2 separate regions of the Mus musculus genome follow, and region 2 is linked to region 1. Evidence: chromatin loops called from intact Hi-C (ENCODE). Cell type or tissue: left cerebral cortex. All regions are shown on one strand. Links, peaks and the distances in the headings refer to the core of each region. The heading gives the core; the rest is flanking DNA. Region 1 has its middle 97 kb from the start of Rragb. Region 2 holds the start of Klf8 (Kruppel-like factor 8).

What was found. Peaks named below come from ENCODE experiments on the same cell type or tissue, not always from the same donor. Only the 100,000 strongest peaks of a DNase experiment are listed, where the experiment ranks them.
Region 2: a loop joins it to region 1, with 4 times the contacts of the local background. A loop is called at or near these places in 13 of 42 quality-filtered maps.

The regions. Positions count from the first base shown.
Region 1 is chrX:153,232,966-153,241,291 of GRCm38, forward strand. It overlaps a transcript of Klf8 not described here. Among named protein-coding and RNA genes, the nearest start is that of Rragb, 97 kb to the left of the region's middle. In left cerebral cortex, for the core only: no CTCF peak of the experiment used is centred there; DNase peaks (open chromatin) are centred at 4,826, 5,296, 5,438 and 6,097; H3K4me3 peaks cover 1,446 bases; H3K27ac peaks cover 682 bases.
Region 2 is chrX:153,356,021-153,364,346 of GRCm38, forward strand. It overlaps Klf8 (Kruppel-like factor 8), which reads left to right and starts at 3,593. Exons shown (of 8, transcript NM_001357183.1): 1 at 3,593-3,689; 2 at 3,822-3,944; 3 at 4,276-4,463. In left cerebral cortex, for the core only: a CTCF peak has its summit at 3,390; DNase peaks (open chromatin) are centred at 2,984, 3,585, 4,129, 4,844 and 3 more places; H3K4me3 peaks cover 2,675 bases; H3K27ac peaks cover 1,618 bases.

The DNA.
Region 1 (8,326 bases), core at 240-8,239:
TATATGTAGAGAAGCCTAATAACAGCATTATTTTCTTCCAGATTCTGTGGTACGCGGCTAGTCAATGATATCCCAGGACTTGGAGATTTTCTTAAAAATACACATCCAATCTTTTTCTGAATGAAAAAAAAAAGACAAAGAAATAAAGGAGGGCATGACTATGGAGACGATTTTAATGTAGATACAAGGGTGAAAGGAGAGGGAGGGAAGAATCCTGGGTGGAAATATCTGACAGAGTAAACTGGACCATGAGAAGAAAGAGGAGGAGGAGCAAGAGATGAGGAGCCTACCTATGCGCAGCCAGGGCCAAGGCCAAGGGAGTGGTGTAGCCAAAATGGCTGTATTTTGTAGGAATCAGGGTTAGGGAAAGAGACGTGGAAGACGTGGAAGACCGCCCCTGGGAGCTGGAGGTTTAGGGTAGGGGGCGGGGTGAGAAATGCTGTGCGGAGCCACAGGTACTGAGTAATGCTGCCAGAACTGGGAGGAGCCACTGGCGCTGAGCGTCTCCGAGGGAACTGGCCTTGACTTCACTTTGATATGTTAATAGGTATCTCAGCCTGCTGTCTGGGGTTTCTGAGACCTAACACTTCACACTATATAGCACAGCTGCCTTTCATATCAGTCAAGGATATGTTTTGTTTGTTCGCTGGATGACTAAATGGAGAACCACATATAGTCAATTCAACATTGCAAAAAGTGCAAATAGTGCAGATATTGAAAAGTGTTTGATGATAAACAAGATACAGAGTTTGTATGATCTAGTAAGACGACCTCTAAATAGCTATAGTCTTAAACAATTTGGAACGCAATGGAAGGTCAGAAAAACAAGATTTAAATTAGTTTGGGGTTACTAAATTGACAGGGGAGAACATTTTTCATTCATTCGTTCGTTCATTTATTCTCTTGTTGTGTTTTGTTTTGGGTTTCTCTGCGTAGCCCTGGCTGTCCTGGAACTTGCTCTCTAGATCTGCCTGGCCTGCCTTTAAACATGCCCCCCCCCCGAGAGAGAGAGAGAGAGAGAGAGAGAGAGAGAGAGAGAGAGAGAGAGAGAATGAGAATCAAAGACATGCATGCCTTTTATAAACAAGTTGCCTTTATTATCCCTTAGAATCTGTCATATGTACTTTACCATTCTGATAATTTTGGGTTAATTGGTAGAAGCTGTGACCCGCTAGCTGCGCACCTTTGGGTTGGCTTTAGAATTTGCAGTTTCTAGCTTAGGGTTCCTTGTTATTTTTTTGGTTGGTTTGTTTGTTTGTTTGTTTGTTTGTTTTTTGAGACAGGGTTTCTCTGTGTAGCCCTGGCTGTCCTGGAACTCAATCTGTAGGCTAGGCTGTCCTGGAACTCAGAAATCTGTCTGCCTCTACCTCCCAAGTGCTGGGATAGGTTAGGGTTCTTAATAGTTCCAGGGAGCATAGTATTTTTATTGGAAACTTAGACTATCTAAATTAATAGAATCTTCTTTGCACCCCCTAGTGTGTATTACATCATTTAATTGCACAACCTCACAACGAGTTAGCTGCTATTACTATAATCATCATCATTTTCAGATGAGAAAATAGAAGGTCTAGGTGGCAGAATTACTTGTCCAAAACCACAACTCAAAGAAGTGATAAATTTGGGATTTGAACTTCAGTAGTAGGGCTCTGAAAACAAGCACTTTCCCATTATCTTTCTTTTTCTTTTCTTTTCTTTTCCTTTTTTTTTTTCTCGAGACAGGGTTTCTCTGTATAGCCCTGGCTGTCCTGGAACTCACTTTGTAGACCAGGCTGGCCTCGAACTCAGAAATCCGCCTGCCTCTGCCTCCTGAGTGCTAGGACTAAAGGCGTGCGCCACCACGCCCGGCTCCTATTATATTTCATAATAAAACTTGTAGTTAATTAGGATATTGGGAAGAAAAAGTCAAGCCAATCTGCTGGCTGTTAATCAGTCAGAGAGGAAAGAAAGGCAAAGAAAGGGCATTAGGTATGTATGCGAGGGACTGTTTGAGCAATTTTATAACCTTATTTTGATGCAAGGTTAGCAAAGCACTCACCTTCCCTCACCAGTACGAGCACCTAAGGCTATTTTAGTGTCAAGAAATAAAAGAGCCTTATAAGAGCAAGAAGTTGGGCTGTCGAGATGGCTCAGGGGGTAAGAGAACTGACTGTTCTTCTGAAAGTCTGGAGGTCAATCAAATCCCAGCAACCACATGGTGGCTCACAACCAGCCATAATGAGATCTGACACCCTCTTCTGGTGCATCTGAAGTCAGCTACAGTGTACTTATGTATAATAATTAAATAAATCTTAAAAAAAAATTAGCAAGAAGTTTTAGCCGGGCAGTAGTGGCGCACACCTTTAATCTCAGCACTTGGGAGGTGGAGGCAGGAGGATTTCTGAGTTTGAGGCCAGCCTAGTCTACAGAGTGAGTTCCAGGACAGCCAGGGCTACACAGAGAAACCCTGTCTCGGAAAAAAAAAAAAAGAAAGAAAGAAAAAGAGCAAGAAGTTTTTTTTAAGATTTGTCTTAAGCCATTATCAACAGGTTTTCAAGTGCTCAGCCATCATATATTTGAAACAGATGCTTACAGGTGCTACCAGGTCCAAGTCTCCAGACTTCTGCTCATGAATGCCCTGAATGTTAGCTGAAACTTTTCATCTAGTTTGCTATTATAAACTTGCAATGTGCCTGCCCCCCCAAATGTTCCATAAACTCTTCTCAGAAGAAGGAAGAAGCCTGGCAGTGGTGGTATGCACCTTTAATCCAAGCACTCAGGAGGCAGAGGTAGGTGGATCTCTGAGTTCAAGGCCAGCCTGGTCTACACAGTGAGTTCTGGGAGAGCCAGGGCTACACAGAGGAACCCTGTGTCAAACAACATCATCAAGCAAAACAAACAAAAACCTAATAAATAATAATAACAATAATAGATATTATCCAATATATCTGTGAAGATACTGCCCATAATATCTTTAAACGATATATGCTAGACTATATGGCAGCCACTATTCAGTATGTTAAGGATAGGTAAATTCCTGCACTCACAAGACTCTGCTGTTACGAACTTGCAAATTCCAAGTTCCAGGTGCTGGAAAGTTGGTTCAGTGGTTAAGAGCATTGGCTGGTCTTCCAAAGGACCCAGATTCAAGTTCCAGCACCCACATGGCAACTCACAACTGTCTGTAACTGCAGTTCTAGGGGAGCTGACAACATTACACACACATACAAGCAGGTAGAACATCAATATACGTAAAATGTAAATAAACCATCTTTAAAAATCTTTCAAAGCCAGGCGGTGGTGGTGCATGCCTTAATCCCAGCGCTTGGGAGGCAGAGGCAGGCAGATTTCTGAGTTCGAGGCGAGCCTGGTCTACAGAGTGAGTTCCAGGACAGCCAGGGCTACACAGAGAAACCCTGTCTCGAAAAACAAAACAAAAACAAAACAAAACAAAACAAAACAAAACAAAAAAACTTGCGAATACCATTCATTGAAATTGTGACCAGTGTTGTGGTAAAAATAAGATGGGATGAGGTCTCCTGTGTTCTGAGTTAATATTGGATATAGGATATGGAGTGAACAAAACAGAAAGGTAACACAGAGGGCAAACTGAGACAGATCTTAGCATACAGACATCTACCCCTGTGAACAAGGTTGCGTAGAAATTGGTGGCGAGGGACGGATAGATCTTTTTTTCTGGTAGAATTTGGATTCTACATGCAATTAGAATCAAAGATTTTTACAAAAGAAGTACCTCTTGTTCAGGTTTGCTATTAAAATTTGCCCTGTAAAACGATTTTCTAACTAGAGATGGATTTTAGAGGAGTCAATGAAGAAAAGCGGGAGATCTTTGAGGAGACTCATCTAGTTGAGGCCGGAGCCTGAGAAGTAGTAGAAACCCTGAGAAGTGGTCAACTGGACACCTTTTAAAGATACGGACAAAAGGATTTTCTGAAGAATTGAAAGTGGCCCAACAAATTTCTGAGTTCAAGGCTATACAGAGAAACCCTGTCTCGAAAAACCAAAAAAAAAAAAAAAAAAAAAAAAAGAAAGTGGCCCGAGAGGGAGAAAGAGTCAAAGTTGGCCCCCCAGGATGGTTTTGTTTTGAAACCAGGTGTTATCATCAACTGAGCTTGGAAATGGCAACAAACGTAACTTCTTATGGGTTAGTGTGGGCTTCCAGTTTAAGCTGGTGAGATTGGTCCTCCTTGCTTTTCTGACTTTTGAGTTGCCTGATCCAGGAGTGGGGGTGATGGTACTGGAAAGCTTTTTATGGTTTGTTAAAGGTATCACACAGATTTCTGGGAATCACTACTGTTCTTTTTCCAGGCTGGTTAGAAATTTGGAGAATCACACGGATGAAAGATGAAGACATTATCTCCCCCTCTGCCAGGCAGAACTGAAGAAGCCCCAAGGTTAGGAGAGCTTTTAAGCCCCTTAAGTCTAGAAAAGTGCACGAGAGTGGGCGGTGCCAAGCAGGGCGTTACAGGAACTTTCTTGGAGTTCTGGCTGGTTTAGGAAGAGCTTTCACCAGAGACGAAGTTAAGAGACCCGGGTGTGGTGTGGTGAGGTTGGGCCTGGCTTGTCCGGAAAGAGTTTGGGTGGGGTACAGTGGGCCAGCTTCGGGCCAGAGGTAGGGAGGGGAGGCCTCCACAAGGAGGTAACCCCAGCATCAGAAACCCAACAAAAATGTCCGGGGCATTGTTAAAAAGGCCCCAGGATTCTGTCCGCCCATTCAGAGAGGGAGGAAAAGCTAAGTTGTGTGATGCAGCTTTAAAGGGGCTGGTGATTGACAGAATGTGTAGCAGTGGATGGGGTGGAGCCGCTGGGTGGGGTCTGGGACAGGCAGCTGGGAGAAACCAAAAGGGAAAAAAAGAAAACCATTGCCCCTGAAATCCTTAACGCTGGGCGAGGGACGCTCGTGCGAATGAGGGGAGAGGAGGGTTTTAGATCTTACCACCACTCCCGCCACCGGCTAACTCCCTTATACCCTTCTGTCTCGCCTTAAGATCAGTAATATCTAGTGTACCGGCATCTCCCTAAGTCTTCCTGGGCTCGGTTCGTGGCGCGAGGCAGCGAAGACCCCGTGCGTGCGCTGCCCCTGGCAGGGGCTGCAAGGAAAGGATGCCTTCGGAGGCGCAGAACCCCAAAGTAAGTCCCTTTCATTTTGTCCAGCCAGCACCTCGCTTTCGGCTGCCCTCCCGGGGTCTCGGAGGGGGCGGGGACATGGCCGCAGTTCTGCTGGTGGCTCACTCTAGGAGGAAAGAAGGGTGGGGCAGGGTGGAGTAGGGCGGAGGAGAGGGGTGGAGGGTGGTGCTCTGGTGCCCAGAGTGGCCACGCGGCCAGCTCGTGCACACTGAAGCGTGTTGTGTGTTTACAGCCTCTATTTCCACTCCTGATGTTAAGGCTTCACTATCATCCTTCTGACATTCTTTCTTTTTGTCATACTCCAGCATCCCTATCAGGTTGCTCAAAACCTCTAGCTTCAAGCTGGGAGGGCTCCATCTTGCCTGGCTTCTTAAAGGGACAGTGCACAATTTTACCTAAGGGACTTGGAGTGGAAATTCAGTTTAAAGAATGTCAGTGTCTTACCTTGTTGTAACACTGTCTGTTTATTGGAAGGAATTTATGTGCAGAGGACAGCTCCTCCCTCTCCCAGGTTATCCTTCAAACTTGGTTCTAACATCCAGTGGATTTTTAGAAGGTGCAGTGTGGGTATTCATGCCAATATGCACATTAGTTACCCACAGAGTCAGTGGGTTCAGTAGTTTTATCTGAAGGATAGCATTTCCATTCAGACACAACATGACTGTGTAGATGACTTCGAGCTAATTAATCAATTCTACCAATATTTATTTAATGCCAACTTCATTGCCTGTGGCAGGCAGATCATGCAGCTGGACATTGTGTGTAAGATCTCAAGGCCCTGCAGAATGTTGCTATGGACTCCTTTTTTTAGCTGATTGGTGGCCAAGATCTCCTCCCTGGATAGGGGGAGGAATGTGGAATTTGATTCCAACATATGCCAACCATCTCTAACATATACTCTCCTAGTTCACATGTATTTTCACATGTGTGCTGGGAATCCATATACTCAAAGGAACTGGGAGCTCAGGTTGGAAAACATGTAGCAAGTCAAATGGCTTGTGAAGTGGGTGTGGTGGTGTGTGCCAGGCAGAGGCAGAGGCAGAGGCAGAGAGGCAGAGAGGCAGAGAGGCAGAGAGGCAGAGAGGCAGAGAGGCAGAGAGGCAGAGAGGCAGAGAGGCAGAGAGGCAGAGAGGCAGAGAGGCAGAGAGGCAGAGAGGCAGAGAGGCAGAGAGGCAGAGAGGCAGAGAGGCAGAGAGGCAGAGGCAGAGAGGCAGAGAGAGAGAGGCAGAGAGGCAGAGAGAGAGAGGCAGAGAGGCAGAGAGGCAGAGGCAGAGAGGCAGAGAGAGAGAGGCAGAGAGGCAGAGGCAGAGAGGCAGAGGCAGAGAGGCAGAGAGGCAGAGAGGCAGAGGCAGAGGCAGAGAGGCAGAGAGAGAGGCAGAGAGGCAGAGGCAGAGAGGCAGAGGCAGAGAGGCAGAGGCAGAGAGGCAGAGGCAGAGGCAGAGAGGCAGAGGCAGAGAGGCAGAGAGAGAGGCAGAGGCAGAGAGGCAGAGGCAGAGAGGCAGAGGCAGAGAGGCAGAGGCAGAGGCAGAGAGGCAGAGGCAGAGAGGCAGAGGGGCAGAGGGGCAGAGAGGCAGAGGCAGGTAGATCTCTGAGTTCAAGGCCATTCTGTTCTGGTCTAGATAGTGAGCTCCAGGACAGCCAGAGCTAGAGAATGAAACTGTGTCTTGAAAAGAAAAAGCCTTTGGAAAAGCACAGGACAGAATGTTTCCGTAGGAAAGCTGAGGCCATCCTGAATGCTCTGATTTTCGCCTTGGTGTCTTACCTGCTACATTGTGTTGGTAAGGAGAGCCTCATTAGCTCCTTCCCATTAGATAAAGAAAGAGTTGGTATAGCAACCATTCATTAGAAATGGCTTCTATGGACCAGTGACATCTTTTACATGCTTCTCTTTTGTTTCTGCTTAGGGAGGGTGGCAGGGTTGTGGATGGAGCTTTATAGTCCACAGACCAAAGAGATGAAATTGTTGTCGAGGTTTGAGGGCTATCATTTCCCCATGAAATGCTCTGTGTGAGTGATGGAATGACCCAGTTCCCATCAGTCGGCAGTTAGCTGTGTCTAGTATTAAATGTAAAGTCCAGAGTCGCTTTCTTTAATATTCTGGGTTTCAGTGCATCTCCAGTACGAGTTCTCATCCAGGGATGGTGCCTGTTGTAGGTTCCTTGACAACGTTTTAAAGCAAAGCAGAGTCCTCTATTCAGTGTCTTCTTGGTAGATCATCTAAACTTGAAAACAGTCTTATTCCAGACAGCCTATATTATTGAGTTTGGGAAGGAATTAAGATAAAAAGACTCAACATTTTTTCCTATGACCTTCTGAAAACAAAGAAAAGCACACATTTAACAGAAACACTCCTAGTTGATTTTGACTGTTTGGGAGTGTAGTCTTGTTATTGAGTCAAAAGCCACTTGTGCATGCCATGCCCCCCTTGAATGGAGGGTGGGGAAGGAACTATGTGTTGATTCCACAACCAGTATTCTGCCTTTGGTATTCTGTGTCACTTATTAGGGGCTGTTATGTTTCTCTTCTAACACTTGCTCATCTCTTGGTGTTCGTGGCTGGTTCGATTACCTTTGTGGGGAATTTCTAGTTGTATATCTGGGAACTAGGAAACTCTTAGCTGTCAGACTGTTGTTGAAATGTGCTTATTGCCTTTATAGGATGAGGAAAGCTTTACGAACCTTCTAAGAAGTACTCAAGGAAAGAGTAGAATTTTTCTCCAAGGGATTTAAGCAGCTTTCCCACAGCACTTTGAATTATTTGTGTCATTCTGCTTCCTAGAATTTTCATTTAGGACAAGGAAAAGTGGTTTCATGAGAGATAATTACAGAAACCAAACAAAAACTTTCAAGAGGGGCTCTCTGTCTCTGCTCAGTCTGTGTTTGTCTCTTGCTCTAACCCCCTCTCCCCCTCTCCCCTTCTCCCTCCCTCTCTACCTCTGTCCCCTTTTCCTTCCCTCTCCCTCCCTTTCCCTTTGCCTCTGCCTCTGCTTCTCTCTGCCCTCTATTTCTGTAATTCTATAGCACTAGTTCCAACCCTCAAATTACCTCTTGGAATGCCTAGACTTTCTTATACTAGAAAAATTTGGACAGCTTTGGTTAAATCCTGTTCTGGTTCTTACTCAGTCCTCAAGAATAGGAAGCTGCAAATGAGAAAATTGCAGCACAAAATTATATAGTGTCATGCTAGTCATTTACTCATTTAA
Region 2 (8,326 bases), core at 96-8,095, 120 kb after region 1:
TTGTCTCAGGAGCAATAATAACTAGAGGAGGCAAATTTTTCTGTTTATTTCCCTCCTTGGCCCCAGGCTGCTCTATCCTTTTGGCCCCCTCCTTTTCCTCCCCTGTCCTGTCCCCATCCTTATCTCTCTTCTCTTCTCTTCTCTTCTCTTCTCTTCTCTTCTCTTCTCTTCTCTTCTCTTCTCTTCTCTTCTCTTCTCTTCTCTTCTCTTCTCTTCTCTTCTCTTCTCTTCCGAGAGACAGGGTTTCTCTGTGTAGCCCTGGCCGTCCTGGAACTCACTCTGTAGACCAGGCTGGCCTCGAACTCAAAAATCCACCTGACTCTGTCTCCCAAGTGCTGGGATTAATGGCGTGCGCTGCCGCACCACCACCAGGCACTCATCACTCTCTTTTCCCCCTTCTCCTTAGCTACAGGTCTTAAAGTATTTTAAATTTGTTGTTGTTTTTTCTGCTGGGAGCAGTAGGGGTGGTGGTGATGAAGGCCTCTTCCTGAGGCTTTTCCTCTGCTTCTCCCCCTTGCCCTCCTTCTGGGCTCCACCCCCATAGTTTGTTAGCTGGCCTTCTCAAGAAGGAAGGGAAGCAGGAGAATGAGAAGGAAGAAGGGCACTACAGAGAGCAACATCTTGTGAGACCCAGGTGTCTGCAGGCTTCTTGGCTATAGTCCTTAAGTCCAGTATGTAATTTAACCCTCTTCCTTATACATGTACAGGAGAGCTCAAGATGCCCAGTTCCCCTTTTGCTTCAGGTGAAAAGGGAGAAGTTGAAGATACTGCGGGTTGCTATTTGATTTATTTCTTAAGCCCCTTAAGAGAAGGGGAGCCCGTGGTGCTTCCTAAAACGAAGAACCCTAGTTAATTCTTGATGTTTGCTCTCTCACAACATTCCATCTGACACAAAGGGTACACCTAGCCTAGATAAAAGTGTATTGTTGCTCAGTGTGTTTCATCGACTAAATGGATGGAAAAAGGGACAGGAAAGATACTTGAGTGTATGTATCCAAGGTTTAATAATTTACTTTGTTTTTTCCCAAAATCAGAATTTGCCCATCCAGTACAGTTTTCTATACAAATGCAGTTGAGGCAGACAAAATCTGGGATGTAAAATAAATTAGGTCTCCAGAAAAACTTTTAGCGAGAGTATAAATTGTTTGGCTATCTTCAGGTGGATTGACACATCTTCTTGAACCTGCATAGATTAAACAAAGAATTTACCATGACAAAAGGGTACGCCCAGCTTAGATAAAGAGTTCTAGTGGCTATTAATGGCAGTATTACAGAAGTCTACCCATCTTTGTTTTTCACATCACAAAAGTGTATTTGTCTTGAACATAAACAGTTTTACATCCTTGAATCTAAAACTTTCTGTCATTACTGAAGATAGCCTTGGGCTAGTGAAATATCCTTTTCTTAAAAGCAATATTTATTAGATTTTATATATTAAGAACATAAGGATACAAGGTATAATGTGACCCTTTTTAAAAACGAATATATAGAGTTGTACATTATGTGGCTCCCTCTTAATAAGTCTTACCTTGTAATTGCAGCAGGTGTGTACGCAGTGGTAGAAATATGGTATAGAGAGATAGTGAGGCATTTGTAAAAACCCCTATAACAGGGGCATTCTTTTACGTAGCAAGTATACATATCTGCTGTTTAATCTTTGTCCCTTGATTTCTATGTATGAAAACGATAGCGCTGGTACCTACCTATACCACTGTCAGAACGATTCAGTGAGGCTCAGAACAGAGTTCAGCACTTAGTTACTGCTCTGTAACGATGAATGATAATAATACTCAGCATCTACATTGCAGACCTACTGACACCTGATACCTAACCAGGACTTTATAGTTTAATAATGAGAAGCAGTTATAACAACACATAGGTACCTGGAGGTGCTGAAGCAAATGGTCAGTTCTTCCAAACGTAATGAAATTAGGAGAGGGGGTGACCTTTACTTGGTCCTTTTAAAAAGGTGAACAGAGTTTAGGCCACGTCAACAAAAAAGGTAAGGTGTCTCGTGGCCTAGAGATTAATTGAGAAAATCCTGGTCTTATCAGAAATTTGGAGTCCAGTAGAGCAGCAAAACCCCTGCTGCTTGAGATAAAGGTAGGGTCCAGATCATCACAACAGGTTAAAGGACTTGAACATTTGCATAGTTGGTGAACTACTAGTAGAGAACTGACTGGGGAGGGAAGGAAAAGGAGATTTTTAAAACATATCTGAGCAGAAATAGCAATTAAGCAAATGGACAAACATGCTGGGCACATACTGAGCTGTGACCCTCAGGTTTGTTGTTTGGTTTTTTTTTTTTTACTCTTTTTCTTTTGAGGCTGGGTGTGACATTGCATTCCTGTAAACTCAGAACCAAGGAGGCTGAGGCAGGTGAGTGGTGAGTTTGAGGACAGTCTAAGCTGCATTAGCCTGAGCTCTATCATAAGATTACCTCCTATTTCAAACAAACAAAAAAACAACAAGAAGAAACATAAGCTGGGGATCCAACTGAGTGATAGAATGCTTGCTTAGAATACACTAGGCCCCGAATTCAATCTACATTACTCCCTGATGGGACATAAAAATATAGTGCTACCTGCTGTCTAGGGTTGTTATGAGGAATAAAGGAAAATTGAGGACTATAATGGTACCTGGCCTAGTGAACTGCCCATATGAGGTGCTGAAGACATGGAACCTATTATTTCTTTTGCTTGGCTGCTCCTTCTGTTCCTCCGCTTTGTTTCTCCTCTCTCTCTCTCTCTCTCTCTCTCTCTCTCTCAGAATTGTGGTAGGGAAGAGGCACTGGAAGGAGGCTGTGGTTGTCTGTGACTTCCTGGGTTTCCATTAAAATGAACTAGAGACAGACTTTAAGGCAAGGACAAGGAAATGCTGGAAAGATGGTGGCTTCTATTCTACGGACCCAGTTCTTCGGGGATGTTAGCCAATGCTTAGCTGAGAGGCGGTCTCAGGGGGTTGAGAACTCTATTCTTAGAGAGCTGGGAGACTCAGAAAGCCTTCCTGTTGCCAATCCGTGATCATTTCATCTTTACCTAGTTTCCTCTCACCTCCTATTGCTAGAAAATTCACCCAGCTCTTCTTTCCTCTTAAGCTTCATCCCTAAAAAGACACTGTGACCCCTCTGTCTTTGCTAGTGTCACATGTTGCCATGGAGAACTGGGAGGGTTAAAAAAATCCATTTACTGTTACCATCTTACTGGCACTCCCCATTCTGCTTCCCTTTCTCCCTAGAAATCTCTTACTCCCAATCACCACACCCTTCCCAACCTCCCTTGGAGTGCTTAAGTCTGGGTGGATAGTTGACCAAGTAGTGTGCCTGAAAACCCCTGCTGGGGACTAAGGATGCACCGAAAAGGCTTTCAGTCATACCTGCAGCTGCAGGAGGCCAACTGAGACGGCCGCCAGGGGCGAGACTGGCTCCTGGCTCCTAGGGCCCGCCCCACCCCCTCCTCTGTCCCTCCGCCTCTTCTGCCCCACCCATCTCTACCCCCTCCTACTCCACTCCCCTCTAGCGGCCACTTGTCCCTTTTAAGGAACTCCACCCTAGGTGGAGTCCTCATAGTCGCACCTCTCTTCTGGGCCTAGTCTGACACAGAAAGAGCTATGTACTCCATCTGCTCAGATTGCCTGGGGAGAGCACCAGGCTTTGACCCGCGGGTGCGGTATACCAGTGGGGCGGCCAGGTACCACCGAGAAGTCTCTCAGGCGCGGTCCTGCGGGAGTGCCTCCCACTCGCGTTGGAGTCCCTGCCCTGGGCCGGTGTTTTCCTATATGTTTCGACCAATCGTTGGCGTCTTTTCCTCCTTTCTTTTTAGGAAGGCGCCGGGTGTGCAGCACTAACCGCTGCGAGGAGGGGATCCTCTGGCGCTGTCTCCTTGTGGGTCTTCACTGACTCCCCCTCTCTCTCTCTCAACTTTGCGTTCAAGTCGTGATCTAAGGTTTGGGTGCTTTGCTGGGACCCCGCCCGTGCTCTCTAGGCGAGGGTTTGAGGAGTTCTGAGGTGGGTGGAGAATGGGCTTGGCCGGAACTGAATCGGTTGAGGTAAAAGGGGAACGCAGGAGCTTCAGCGCTGGCCACTTCGCCCCGGAGAAGCCGCTGTATTTTTAGCACAGGGAAGGCTGCAGTGGGAGGATTCTTTTTAGGAAGTCGGCTCCACCGCCCCGATTCGGGGCTTGGATGCTTGAAAGCTTTGTTTCCCTTGTTCTGAGGGTGGCCCAGCTGGGTCTAAATCGACTCCCTCCCTTTTTCGTTTTCCCTATCCTTTTCCAGCCTGGAGAAAACAGGGAGGTGGGGGACCAAGGAAGAGAAGGCTAAAGCGTGTTACCAGGCGCGCTGTCAGACATGGGCGGGTGCAAGGGGAACAGCTGCCTTGAGATCAGCTCTGGAGTATGAGTCTCTGAGAGGACTGCGTGAGCTCCGGACACTTCAGGAGTCGGCAGCGGCTGGAGGCATAGGCGGTAAGTGACTTGGGAAAGGACCACTCTTTCAGTCTTCAGTCAGGGTTCTAATCCCCGCACCCCGCGTGCCAACCGCACACACCCACTTGGCTTTGGGTTTTAGCAGTGAAGTGGGATGGGGGAGACGAGTAAGCGGAAGGGGGTAAGAACATTATGTGGAATCAAATTCAACTCAATGGAAAAAGACTTCCCTTAAGGATCGCGGAGACTAAGAGGAAGGGTACTTCAGGGGGGGCTTGTGGAAGAATTGAAAAGGGACACGAATGGATAGGTATGTCTAGTTCAGTCTGTCCTGTCTAGGTGCTCTCAACCCTCCTTAAGTGGTACGGTTTGTTTTAACCCTGTACATGCAAAGTCTCTGTGCGAGAGAAGAGGATTTGGAGGAGCACTGAACCCACTTACGTCACCCCCTCCCTTCCCCCAAGCAGTAGCAGGTACCTAGAGATGCTTCTAAAACGAGGGAGGAGGGGAAGGGAAGAGTTAAGTTGGGAGCCTGCCCTCTAGGTACTGATAGCAGATCCCTTCTGTGGAGGAGCTGCTTAGGACATGCCCCTCTTTAAGGGGGGGGGTCGTCCCCTTGGTTGGGGGAGGAAGCCAAAGCATAGCCCTGTCTAGGCTCTTAAGGATGTGGCCAAGGGGTTAGCTCCTGTAGGTGGAAGATCAGCCAGAATTGCTGTGACTACTGGAGCAAAGGGACTTGCTTAGCCACAAAGTGAAGCTTTTTGTACTTTTTTTGACCCTAAGAATTTTGTAGAAACTAAACCATGTCGTAACAGGTGGCCAGGGGAACAGTACCTTATTTTCTCTATATTGTAATTGCGGGAAAAATTTATAAAGTACTTGTATGTCATTTAGCATAATAGTGATGGAGAAAAGAGAAAAAGAGACTCATCTCTAGACTTGGATTTAACCTGAAGATGGTTTGTGATAATAAAAAGATCTACTTTGAAACCCTTCTACCAGCATGAACTAGTTATATGACCATGCACCGTGCTTTTCTCCTCTGAGGGATGCATATTAAAATTCTTATTCAGAAGGTATATATGATACAGGCTGCTCCAACTCGCCGTTCTTCATGTTTTCTTACTCTGGGGTTTTCTCTGGCTCACTGCTGATAGACTTCGTACTTCATTGTCCTTAAAGCACATTTCAGATGAAGGGGAAAGAAGGCCTGTGCAGTTTGAATCGCTTGCTCAAAGACAGGCTAGAATATATGCCTTATTTGTTTGTGATTTAACATTGTTCTCCCTGGCTGCAAGAGAAAAGGCCACTAATCTGTCTATCTTCTGATTCTTTGGTTGGTTTAACCACGATGATGTAACCAGCAAGACCTTTGAACAGCAAACCAGTGGCTCACAAGTGACTTCGTCCTCTTCTTCAAAGTCTGGGGGGAACCCTTATGAGAGAGACCATCCTTGGAAACTGTTGGTGAGACAGGCTAGGCACAGTGCCTTTAGGTTAGCTTAGAGGACAGATAGGCAAAGGATGCAGGAAGGGTGGAAATCCAACTTCAAATGTGTAAGTGATAAATATAACTACCCAGCCTGTCCTCAAGACCAAATTGCATAAAAGCTCTGCGCTCATAGAAAGAACCCTCTTGCTTTCAGAGCATACAGGATAAAAAAAAATTGGTGGGAAAAAATGTTCAGGGCAGCCACCCTCATTTTTGTAGTGTGTGTATTTCAGAGATGAGGCTCTTAGTGGTTCCTGCTGGTTGCTTTTTTGTTTTGTTTTGTTTTGTTTTGTTTTTGAAATTTCCAGGGTATGAAGCCTAGCTATTATTAGTCTTCAGGGTGCCTGTTTCTCATGTGAAGGAGGTGGGTCTTGACGACTCATCCGTTTCGACTCTGCCAGGGGCTTATTAATGTTTGTTACATTTAGATGTTTTCTTTATTCTCATATTTTATTATTATTATTTACGTGTTTTTTTGTACGCATATAAAGTAAATGCTGCATGTGTGAAGAAGCTAGAATTATGGGTAATTGTGAGCTGCCCAACATGGATGCTGGGAATAGAACCTGGGTCCTCTGGAAGAGCAAAAAGTGCTCTTAACCTGTAGCTATCACTCCAGCCCTGTGCATTTATTTATATGTTTGCCTTAGTTTGGAGTCAGTTGTACTTTATGGGCTCACTTAAATTGTTGAATGAAGGAAAAATGCCTTCTTAATACAGAATTCATTTAGCAAAATGGCATACTGGATGTTAGGTACTGAGGGGAAAAGGTGTCTCCCCACGCCCTCCCCCCCAGTAGACATTGAAACCAGGAGCTGGTGTATTATTGGAGTTTTTAAAAATGGCAACAGGGTGTAGTAGAACTGGCCTTGAACTCTCTCAATTCTCCTCTCTCAACCTCCTGAGTGCTCCAGTTATCATCAGCATGAACTGTTATAACTACTGAGAAGTTTTAAAGCTTGCTTTCTGTTTGAATTCTTTTCTTTATCCTCCAACCAGATTTGTATTCTTATTTAAGTCCTGCTGATGTCCCTGTCCTCCACAGATCTTCCTTATCTCCTCAGCTATTATCAGATTGTCTTCATATGTTCTATAAGACAAATAAACTGTCTTATAATATGCTTGTTTTTATGTGTGTCCTGATAAGTATTTATAGCATTCCATCCATCTCTCATTCCTACCTAAAATGCGTTACTATGAAAACTTTATTTTCTTTTGCATCTGTAAATATTAGTTTGAAGAACTACATGATTGTTCCTGAATTTTCTAGGACCTTGATCATTGCCTGCTGCATTTTGGCTTAGTTGTGTTTATAACTAAGCCCCCAGTCCCCTTTGAGACTCAGAGCTAGTTGATGACGCTCCATACCATTGCGGCTTCATACCACTTACCTTTCCCTTACATCCTTTCCTTTGCAAACACTTGGTACATATTTTGTGAGATGATGATCTAAGGTCTTACTCCTTGTTTAGTTTTTCAGTGCAGCCCTTGCTGTCCTGGAACTTGCTTTATAGACCCGGGCTGGTTTCAGAACTCACAGATTTGACTGCCTCTGAGTCTGGAGTCCTGGGCTTAAAAGCATTCGCTACCACTGGTCCTGTATAAGGTCTTACTCTAACTAAACTGCTTTTTGGTAAGTGAAAAGAAACTGATCAGTGTAGTTGACCTAATTGATCAGCTGTTCAGTTTTCTTTTTAGCTTACATATGGATATCATTTGTTTCAATTTTATAAGTAGAAGTTAGATTTCTGATCTGTTTATGAACCATAATTTAACTTTATCCCCTAGCCTCGTTCCTAATTTCAAAAATGATATGGTACATTATAGTTATAAATAATATATTGAAATGAAGGATTTTACTGGTTTTGCAATTTTGAGTGTGTTGTTTACTTTTTTTTTTTAACAGCAAGTATTAACAGGTTTCTTTTTTTTTTTAAGATTTATTTATTTATTATATGTAAGTACACTGCAGCTGTCTTCAGACACTCCAGAAGAGGGAGTCAGATCTCGTTACGGATGGTTGTGAGCCACCATGTGGTTGCTGGGATTTGAACTCCTGACCTTCGGAAGAGCAGTCGGGTGCTCTTACCCACTGAGCCATCTCACCAGCCCGTGTTGTTTACTTTTTAACGTCATTGTGTATCTGAAGGGGAAAAATGTAAATTATTGGTCTGGAAGTTAGTTATAAATCTCTAGAACGTGCTACATGCTCTGTATCATATACTAAAAATGTTAACTGTGTATTTAGATTTTTTAAAGTACAATGTGGATTTTTTTTTTGGCTGTGCTAGGAATGAAATTTAAGGGTCTTGTATATGCCAGAAGTATTTTGCCGATGAACTACATCCCTAGCCTATGAGAGTTTGAAGGTACAATCGTGTAACTCTAGTACTTGCTAAGATATTTCAAA